2 separate regions of the Homo sapiens genome follow, and region 2 is linked to region 1. Evidence: chromatin contacts called from ENCODE Hi-C data. All regions are on one chromosome and are shown on one strand. The core of a region is the stretch at or near the end of the contact, and the rest is flanking DNA. Distances in the headings are between cores, read along the strand shown.

Region 1 (4,794 bases), core at 1,866-4,365:
TGCCATTTTGATGTGTAGCTTTGGGGTTATTTTTGTTACTCTGTCCTTCATTTAAATAGCGTGTTGGCCTATGTGCCAAAGTCTGGGGTTTCATAGAAACCAGCTTCAGGAAGATGTAATGGATCAGCTCATAGGAAGCAAGTCTTTGATAATGGGCTTGGGCTATGTGGAGGAGCAGAGGCTTTCGGCCATGTCCATGCACATCATTCCATCTACGTTGGGTAAAGGCTTTACCACAGAGCCTATGCCAAGAGCTTCCTTGGCATTTTCCCAAGTCCACTAGAGTACAAATGGCCCCACACTGGTCTCTGTGGTTCATGGTACACACCATGTTGCCCCACCAATTTAAGCGAGATGAATGCCAACTTCTTTCCAGTGGCAATCTTCAGGCCAGGTTGCCAGCCTGCTTGTAGATAGCCCTTGATAGGTAATAGGCCACATGGCTTTGGTCCTCTTTGGGGGCCCCAAGGAGGACCTATGACTCCAGCAGAGAGCTCTGCATTTGGAGTCCGGAGTTATAGATTCTAAGTTTAATTTTACTACTAAGGTGATTTTTTTTATGGTTGGCAATGGTGGGGGCTGAATAACCTTTACTGCTCCATGGCTCCCTCTGCTTTGTTATGATTGTGTGCCTGGTTTCATGAAAAAGGTGTTGTAGAGATTCTAGAGATTGTAGTGGTGGTCAGTAATCAAGTTCTCTTACCCTACCTGCATTTCATTGATATTCCCTCAACTTAATAAGGTAATGAGCATGTTAAGTGAACAAACTAGTAGCAGGGCTTATTACCAAATGAATGTAGATTGACAGTGTCATAGAGCTTGGAAATTAGAATCTGGACTAAGTGTTTTCTTAAAATCATTTTCATATCTAGGGAATTTGGCCTTGTCAGTACTTATGGTAATTAAATTCAAGCCACACTTAATGATAAGCATCATTGTCATTGTTCTCCATGATAATAAATCGTTGATAATAAATAAAACAATCAATGGTAATAAATAAAATATAGCAACGCTATGTTCTTTACTTTTTATAACCAGAATCAATATTGATGGTTTTCTCAAGTACAGCCAGGGTATCATGTAATTATAACATCCATCCCTTCCACTTTAAGATAAACGTTCGGGGCCATTTCTTCAGTAGATGTGATCTCTGCTCTTTACTGATCAACCCCAGTGATTCAGTTCTCCCCTTTTATCATCATCACTCCTACTCCCTCCAATTTCTCTGATACTTATTCACACTAACAGTTAAACTAGGGACTTCAGGATGGATGCTGAGTGCTGGGAATTCTAGGAAGGGCTGGATTCTCTGAGTGCTTGGAATCTATTGAAGGGTCAGGACCAAGTGGAATGAGGGCGGAGGCTGAAGAGGACACATGTCACCCTCTTTTATAGTTTTTGCAACCTTCATCTGGGCGTGGGAAGTTCTAGCTGTACCCACAGGCTTTTGAACCAAAGAAAATTCAGCTGTTAGAGCTGTGTCCTGTGAGTCCTCTGAGCATCCTCTTCTTGACCCCTCCCCTCCACCTTCATGCTCCAAGCATTGACCAGACTGTACTCTCTTTTCAGAGGTCTGAGCATCAATTTGGCAGAGAACGCCTCACCTCCGACTCATATCTGGGGATAAGTCCTACAAAAGCGCTCCTTTGAGACCTAGGTTCTTTTGTTCCCTTTTGTTTCCTTCCTGTAGTTGTTACTATCTGAGATACCACAGCAATCCCTTAATCTTCTTTGGCTTTCCAACACACGTGTATCTAGTTCCTTTTATTCAATTCCCTTTGTTTGCAATTCCTAGCATGGATTCTGCTTTCAGAGGGATCCCAGTTGGAAATTCAGGCTTAAGGGATTTGGGGGGTCAAATGATGGGAATTTTAGATGCTGTTTTGTGGTGAACATCCCAAGAAAGGAGTTATGTTGACTGATGTGTAATGGAGGGGATTTTTAACAGGGCAATGGAGACTCAAGTGAGGTGGCACTGGCTCAGGTTGACTTTGAACAAAAGTGCACCTGGCATTACCACACTCTTTCCTAGGGTCACAGAAACACTGGAAGCCAAAAGTGATAGAATTGGGGCCATGGCAGGAAAGGACTGTGTTCTTCCAAGGCCAGAAAGGAGATTAGGGTGAAAAGTAAGAGACGTTGAGTCAGGAGACTCTTTGCAGGGCTGGGAAGAGGGGCTCATGGATGAGCTTATCTGGAAGGTTCTGTCTCATTCTTTGTGCTTTTCTTCCTTATAGATGGGTAAACCTGAAGCTGTTAGTGCTTCAAGTCTGTCTCCTAAAACTCACTTCACTCTAGTAGTTAACTTATACCTCAGTAAATTTTTAGGCTTGGCTACAGCAGATAGGATGGGGTGTATAAACAAGATATAAAAATAACTATTACCACTGATCAGGAACCTAGGGCAGAGGGTGGGGGATAAGCTGGCATCTGGGGCTCAGATTTGGGAGAAATCGCTGCCCACCTCTTTACTTCCTTAGGCAGTTCTGGAGTCCACTGCATTTTGAGGGTACCTGAAACTAGGATTGCCTCAGTTAAAAGACCAGTCTGCATAGTCCCTGTGGCTCCCCATGTGGATGGAGCTGAAAGAGTGTTAGGTAGGGGAGCTCTACTGCCTGGCTTTCCATTCAGGTGTGGCCTTAGGTGGGGTAGTTGAGAAATGCCACAGGGACCTTGCCTGAGACGTGTGGCTAATTTTGCTCTTACAGGATGCCTTTAGCCTGACTGCAGAGGGCAAGGCTCCCAGTCCCAGGAGATGGAGTCCCTGACATGAGAGTGCCTGGCATTTCCAGTTCTAGCTCTAGAATGACATGACAGGAGAGCTGAACTCTGGGAAATTCCCTTAGTTTCCCCTTTATGAGAAACCTAGGATCTGTCATCAACCTCATTTCCTTGTGGTTGATTTTGTGCGGATTGGCTCAACACTTATTTCTCAGCGAGCCCGGACAGGTGATACTTGTGCTAATTCTGTGATTTCTTCCTCCGAGCCTCACAGGATCTTCTGGTAGGAGGAGCTGGTTTTCTTTCATGTCATACGTTTCTCATGCCCCACCCAGGAAGCTGGAGCCTCCTTCTCTGCTCATCCAGATAAATGATCCAGGCTCCATTAGAACCCATCACTGACCTTGGAAGCTGCTGGAGCCACGATTCAGTCCCCTGGACTGTAGATAAAGACCCTTTCTTGCCAGGTATAGTCAATAGCTGGAAAACCTCTTCTCCCTCCCTCTGGAGCCTTTCCTCTCATCTGTGCTTTGGGCTTAATGAAGGGAAGGGCCACATCAGGCTGGCTCTGTGCTTTGTCCTATGTGTGGCTGCTTCTTACTGGGGAGTTGCTGGGATCCTGGCAGAGTGGCCCTGGCATGGGACCCTCCCCTGCTCCTAGGCAAAAACAATGCCGATGAAGGGGTGGAGGCTTCAGAGAAGAGGAGTCAGGGCATCAGGTGCCTGTGGGTTATTTAAGGTCAAATTTTATGCCTGGCCTTCGAACTCCTAGGGGAGACACTACCATACTATCTGGATCTCCAGGTGGAGGAAAATTCTACCTGTTCTCCCTTTGCTGATGCTTCCTTCAAGTTTCGTCCCAGATGTGGCTCAGAACTTCTGCCCAGAGCTTCGTGTCAGGCCAGGTTTCCCAGCTCCCTGTCTAGAATGAGGGCCTGTGGAGCTAGTGTCCTGGAAGGTCTTGGAAACATCTCTTGTGGTTCATCTGTTCTATGTCTGCTTTCACAGGTGCTGAGACAACCACACTATGAGAGGCACTCCAGGAGACGCTGATGGTGGAGGAAGGGCCGTCTATCAATCAAGTGAATCAAATGCTGTTGGGATGGGGCTCTGGAGGCTTAGGCCCTCTGCACTCACGCTATCTCCTGTGGAAGCCCCAGCCTTCTCTGCTCCTCTCTGTACACTGCCCTTCCCACCTGGTGCTGCCCACCTACCACTGGGCCCTGGGCTTCTGGAGGGTGGGAGCTATTGCTTAGTCACTGATCCAGCTCCAGTCCCCAGCACCGGGGCCAAGCACAGAGTAGGCACAAAAGAGGGTAGCTGGGCCTTGGCACACAGGTTCTGTGAGACTGCTCATTGCCCTCTGTCTTGATAGTTTGCCCTCTTAAACCAGTGACTTCCCTTGGTAGCCCTTGCCTTCCTCACCAGAGCTCACAACTTCACTAGAAAGAAAGGCTAGGCTGATGGGTGATGTGAGTGCTGTCAGTTTGGGGATGCAAACCCCACACCTTCCTTACAAAATGGCCTGGGTTAGATACTTTTCTCCTGGGTCTAGTAAAGCAGCCTTGATTATAATATTTCTTCATTTTTTTCTCTATCCCAAAATCAGTGTGTAAACCTATTACTGGGACTATTAATGATTTGAATCAGCAAGTGTGGACCCTTCAGGGTCAGAACCTTGTGGCAGTTCCACGAAGTGACAGTGTGACCCCAGGTGAGTGGTCACCCTGTGCCTTCCCCACTGTTTGCACTGCTGTGGCTGGGAAGCTGGCATCAGCCTTTTGTAAAAGTGTGACTTTACAATGGGGCCCACCAGGAGTGGGGAGAATTTCACACCTAATTGGGAAGAGAAGTCAGGGAGAACTTTGGGTTCCACTAAGATGAAGAAGCCAGAGATGGTGGAGGAGCCTCCAAGGGAATAGGAAAGCTGCTGTCAGTCATCTGAAGCCCTGTCTTATGGAAGACTAGTAGCTTGTTCTGCATGACTTCAGGGTGTCCTAAAATGACTAAATGGGTGAATACCACAGAAAGGCAGGTTTCAGCATCACATTGGGAAAAACTTGCAAAAGGGAC
Region 2 (4,859 bases), core at 2,095-4,594, 390 kb after region 1:
GTGCTATCATTACCCTCATTTTATAAACAAACAAACTGAAATTAAGAGATGAAGAAACTTACCCAGGATTGCACAGACAGAAAGGATGAAACTGAGATTCAGATACAGAGCCTGGATTCTTAATCACTGTGTTATATACTGTGACCCATGGAGTCACCCCAGGCACTTCCCCAGTGCAGTGTCCCACTCTGAGTGGGTCCACCCTTGCTTCCTTTGTAGTGAGCTAGGCTGTACACATGGATCCATCACCTGGGTGTCTGGCCCAGGCCAAGTTGCTTGGCTTCTGTTTGTTCATGTGCAGCACCATGGTCATCACAGTGATGTGCTCGCCCCACAGAATCATTGCAAGAACATACCAAGGTAAAGCGATAAAACATACTTTCAACTCACCAGGCATTTGTTCAGCTCCAACTATTAACTAATGCTAAATATTGGAGGAGGAGGTGACACCCAGGGGTTGCAGGCTCAGGGAGCTAGAGATGTGAACTTAGTAGCCCAAATCTGAGGGTGGGTATCTTAAATGCAAATAATATACTTAGGAGAGGCTGAGGAGAAGATAATTCCAACATTGAGAAATATTTGGAACAGGTGGTCTGAGCCAAGGTTTGAAAGACTTCAAAAGGTAGGCGGTAGGATGAACAGGTACTTCCAGGCTATGAGAACAACTTGACTGACTACGAGAAAAGAGGACATAAAGCATGTGAATGGGTGATGTATGTGCAGGAGCCAAGAATCTGTCTTTCTGCCTGTGGGCTCCATAGGATAAGGCAGTGGCCAGTTGTCTTAGCATGTTTAGGCTGCTACATAACGCTGCTATAACAAAACACCATAGATTGGGTGGTTTATAAACAACGGAAATGTATTTCTTATAGTTCTGGGGGCTGGGAAGTCCAAGATCAAGGCAGATTGGATATCTGGTGAGGGCCCGTGTTCTGACTTATAGAAAGCACCTTATTGCAGGGTCCTCACATGGCAGAAGGGGTGAGGGGCCTCTCTGCAGCCTCTTTTATGAGGACATTAATTTCATTCCCATAGGCTCCACCCTTATGATCTAATCATCTCCCAAAGGCCCCACATCCTAACACCTTCACCTTGTGAATTTCTGAGGGACACAAACATGCAGATAATAGCACCATTCTGAAGCCTTTCAAGCCATGCAGAAGACTTCCACATATATTCTCATATTTTCCATGGGAAGCTTCGCCTGGGTTTTACAGAGGAGTGTCATGATGCCATCTATTTTAAAAAGATCCCTTTGGGGCAACACTAGAGAGACTGGGTGAACCCAGAGGCTGGAAGGTGGGTGAGGGGGGTCTTGCAATAATACAGGCAAGAGGTGATGAGGGCCTGAGTTCAGGCAGTCAAAGAAGGGATGGAGAGGAAATGAGGGCTGCTAGAGACATTTGGAAAGGAGAACAGACAAGTATTGGACAGGAAGGAGAAGGAAAGGACTTCTTCCTCCCATAGGGCAGTTCCCCTGCACCCCTGCAATACACACCCAGCTTCCCCACACACTTGGAGGTGGCCTGGCAGAAGAGAGATTGACATTTCTCTTTATCTGCTGGCCTTTTAACTCTGTTCATAGCCATGAAGTCACCTTCTTTTTTTTTTTTTTTTTTTTTTTTGCCTTACTACATTTGGATGATTTTCCTTATAATGATTGTCATAGTCATAACTATAATAATTATAGTGGCAATAATAAGATTCTGAATGGCTCCAGAGCCTTTCTTCCTAGGATGTTAATGTGTGAGGTGGGGGTAGGAGGGTTCCTGGCAGGAATATTATTAGATCCAATTTGCTGAAAAGTCACTCTCTGCCATTTGGAAAGAATCTGGCCAAGAGGGAAGCATTTCTGGCCTTTGGAGCATGGACTTGTTCCCAGATGAGAACCCATGTTCTCCATGAAGACTGGCAAGGGGGTTCCTGCTGCCTGGTGGGGTATGCTAAATGCCGATTGGCTGCTCGTGATGGAGAAAGGTGGAGAGGTATGCTCCAGAGCTTTGCCCCTCTCCCGTCTCTAAGAAGCCTTCCCACAGGTCTCTGGTGGACAATGACTCCTCCGTGCCTGCCTCAGGCTCTCCTATTGTTGGGCTGTATGATTAGCATTTAATCATAATATACAATATATTGTAGCATTTTATGAGTTACAAAACCTGTTTGGCTTCATTATTTCATTTAAACCTCCTAGCCACAGAGGTTAATATTATTATCATTCCCTCTCTACAAATGGATTCATTTGTTCAATGAACTTGCATGGAGCAGATAGTGTTAAATACTATGAAAATGAAGCATATGTGGTTCTGGGGGCTTCACCCCCAAATCAGGTACTCAGAGGTAAAGTGACTAAGACCCCAAGCAGAAGACTCTGATTTTCTTTCTCCAAGTTGCTTGCTCTCTTCTTTATTCAGCATACTTCAACAGCATACTTCATTCAGCATACTTCAACAGCATACTACAGTTACCCTAACTTTTAATTGTTCAAACTACCAAATTTGAGCACTTTACTGCTTCATGTTTCAAATGTTCATTTTGTCTTCCCAGACACATGGGAAAAATCTATATAAAAAAAGGACTTTACCAATTTACTTTTATTTTTATTTTGAGATGGAGTCTTGCTCTGTTGCCCAGGCTGGAGCGCAGTGGCATGATCTCGGCTCACTGCAACCTCTGCCTCCTGGGTTCAGGCAATTCTCTGTCTCAGCCTCCCGAGTAGCTGGGATTACAGGCGCCCACCACCATGCCTGGCTAATTTTTTGTATTTTACAAAAAATACAAAAGACCTGGCCAGGCTGGTCTTGAACTCCTCACCTTGTGACCCACCCTCCTCGGCCTCCCAGAGTGCTGGGATTATAGGCGTGAACCACTGTGCCCAACCAACTTCACTAGTTTGTTATTATTAAAGCCCATTTGTGGTAAGGAGTGTCAAAGTTTGTTTATACTTAGTAGTTACTGATCAACTATTACACAACATGTTTGGGCATACAGTAATTGATCAATAAATATCAGTAAGCCAGAGGGTTCCAACTCTCCAGCCTTAGCTAACTTCCTCTTAAAACACGGGTTTTATCCTCATCGTCAAAAGTATTTCAAGCACTTTATTTCTGGAACATGTGGAATCTTTCCTTTTAAAGTATTTTGTAGCCAGTTGCAAAATGATGCTGATATTTTGGAAGAATATTAATGTGCCCATCATAAAGGGAGAATAGTTGAGGCTAGGTAGGGGAAATTTGAAGTCCCAGCTTCCTTGTCTGGCTTGATGGCTGGTCTTCTTAGCATGTGAGTTAATTAGACAGATATGGAAGGATGGAAAGCCAGAGGCGCCTCACGTTGACGATTTCTCTCCGAGTGCTCTCAGTGCGCAGCACAGAGGATCTCTCGATTGACTGGACGCATGCTCCCACCTTGTGGTGAGATTTGATATCCTCTGGTCTTTTTTCGTCTGTACATCCTGCTGGGGAAAATGCAACCATTTAGTCAGTGAATGTTTGCTGAGCTCCAGGTGTACTCCCAGGCAGTAGGTACTGGGATACAGACATGAAAGAACAGACAGAATTGTCCTCTTGAGGCTTACTTTACTGGATATGTGTGTGTGTGTTGGAGGGGAGGGGGATGTAAGATGGGCAATAAAAAATTTATACAGATAAAAAACAAAGTAATTTCAGATAGTGCGAAATACTATGACAATGAAGCAAAATGATGCAATGGAGTGACTGGGGAGGAGACCTGTTTCAGTTGGGGTAGCCTGGGATGTTTAAGCCCAGGCTGACTGATGCACAGAAGTCAGGCTTGCGATGGAAGTCACCAGGATAAGGGAGCAGAATGAAGGCCGGGGGGATGCCTCATGGTCTGCAATAGGAGAGTGCTTCCAGATGTGGAAGGAGAGGCAGACAGGGGCCAAGTCACAGACACTGCCTTCTAGGCCACTCCAGGTGCCATGGAAACCACTGAGAGGATTGAAGAAAAGGGACACTAGTTTGAAGTGCCTCGTGAAGCTCTTTGCATTTGTGTGTGGACTTTTCCTTAAACGCAACAAGCATGTGCAAAGGGCCATGCTTGGAGCTTCCCCAGAAATTGTGAGCAGAGACTCACACTGTATCACTGCACCTTAGAATCATCTGGGGAATTTTACAAAATCCTGTTGCCTGGGCCCTACTCATGAGCAGTTAAATCAGAAGAGCTGCAAATGAGGCCCAGGCCTCAGTGTTTTTTGTTTGTTTGTTTTTGTTTTTGTTTTTGAGACGGAGTCTCGCTCTGTCGCCCAGGCTGGAGTGCAGGGGCGTGATCTCAGTTCACTGCAAGCTCCACCTCCCGGGTTCACGCCATTCTCCTGCCTCAGCCTCCCGAGTAGCTGGAACTACAGGCTCCCGCCACCACAGCCGGCTAATTTTTTGTATTTTCAGTAGAGACTGGGTTTCACCGTGTTAGCCAGGATGATCTCGATCTCCTGACCTCGTAATCCAACCACCTCGGCCTCCCAAAGTGCTGGGATTACAGGCGTGAGCCACCGCGCCCAGCCGGGCCTCAGTGTTTTGTCCAATCTTTTCAAGTGATTCTAGGGCACCACCAGAGCAGAGAACTGCTATGTGTCAGGGAACCTCAGCCTCAGCTGAGGGTGGTCAGTGAGAAGCTGACTGTTAAGGCAAGGGCCCCCAGAGGGTCTGGGGTGAGGTTCTGAGACAGTGGACTTTGGTGTGTGGGGCAGATCATCACAATTATGGGCTACAAAGGGAGAAGGAGAAGAAAGCAGATTGCAGAGCCCTGGGTATGGATGAGAAAGAGCTGGCTGAGTCTGGACTCACTTGGCTGCATGATTGTATTTATGACAATGGAGGGAAGACAGCTGCAGAAAGGGCACAGAT

What was found. A loop is a pair of places that touch in the nucleus more often than their neighbours do. Pooled maps may share reads with other maps.
Region 2: a loop to region 1 is called in a map of naive thymus-derived CD4-positive, alpha-beta T cell, with 2.7 times the contacts of the local background. The contact joins the enhancer-like site here to the promoter of IL36G in region 1. A Hi-C loop is called at or near these places in 3 of 168 maps with a recorded cell type or tissue (CD4-positive, alpha-beta T cell, naive thymus-derived CD4-positive, alpha-beta T cell and posterior vena cava) and 1 of 50 pooled maps.

Annotation. Positions count from the first base shown.
Region 1 is chr2:112,974,891-112,979,684 of GRCh38, forward strand. IL36G (interleukin 36 gamma) reads left to right here and starts at 3,116. Exons shown (of 5, transcript NM_019618.4): 1 at 3,116-3,188; 2 at 3,730-3,803; 3 at 4,331-4,435. The coding sequence starts at 3,749.
Region 2 is chr2:113,367,317-113,372,175 of GRCh38, forward strand. All of the region lies in intron 2 of LINC02966 (long intergenic non-protein coding RNA 2966), which reads left to right. It overlaps LOC107985936 (a long non-coding RNA gene), which reads right to left. Exons shown (of 2, transcript XR_001739651.2): 2 at 3,076-3,448. Among named protein-coding and RNA genes, the nearest start is that of LINC02966, 45 kb to the left of the region's middle. Within about 2 kb of position 3,345, at least 3 of the 41 ENCODE cell types and tissues checked have a DNase peak (open chromatin) inside an H3K27ac peak, as active enhancers do.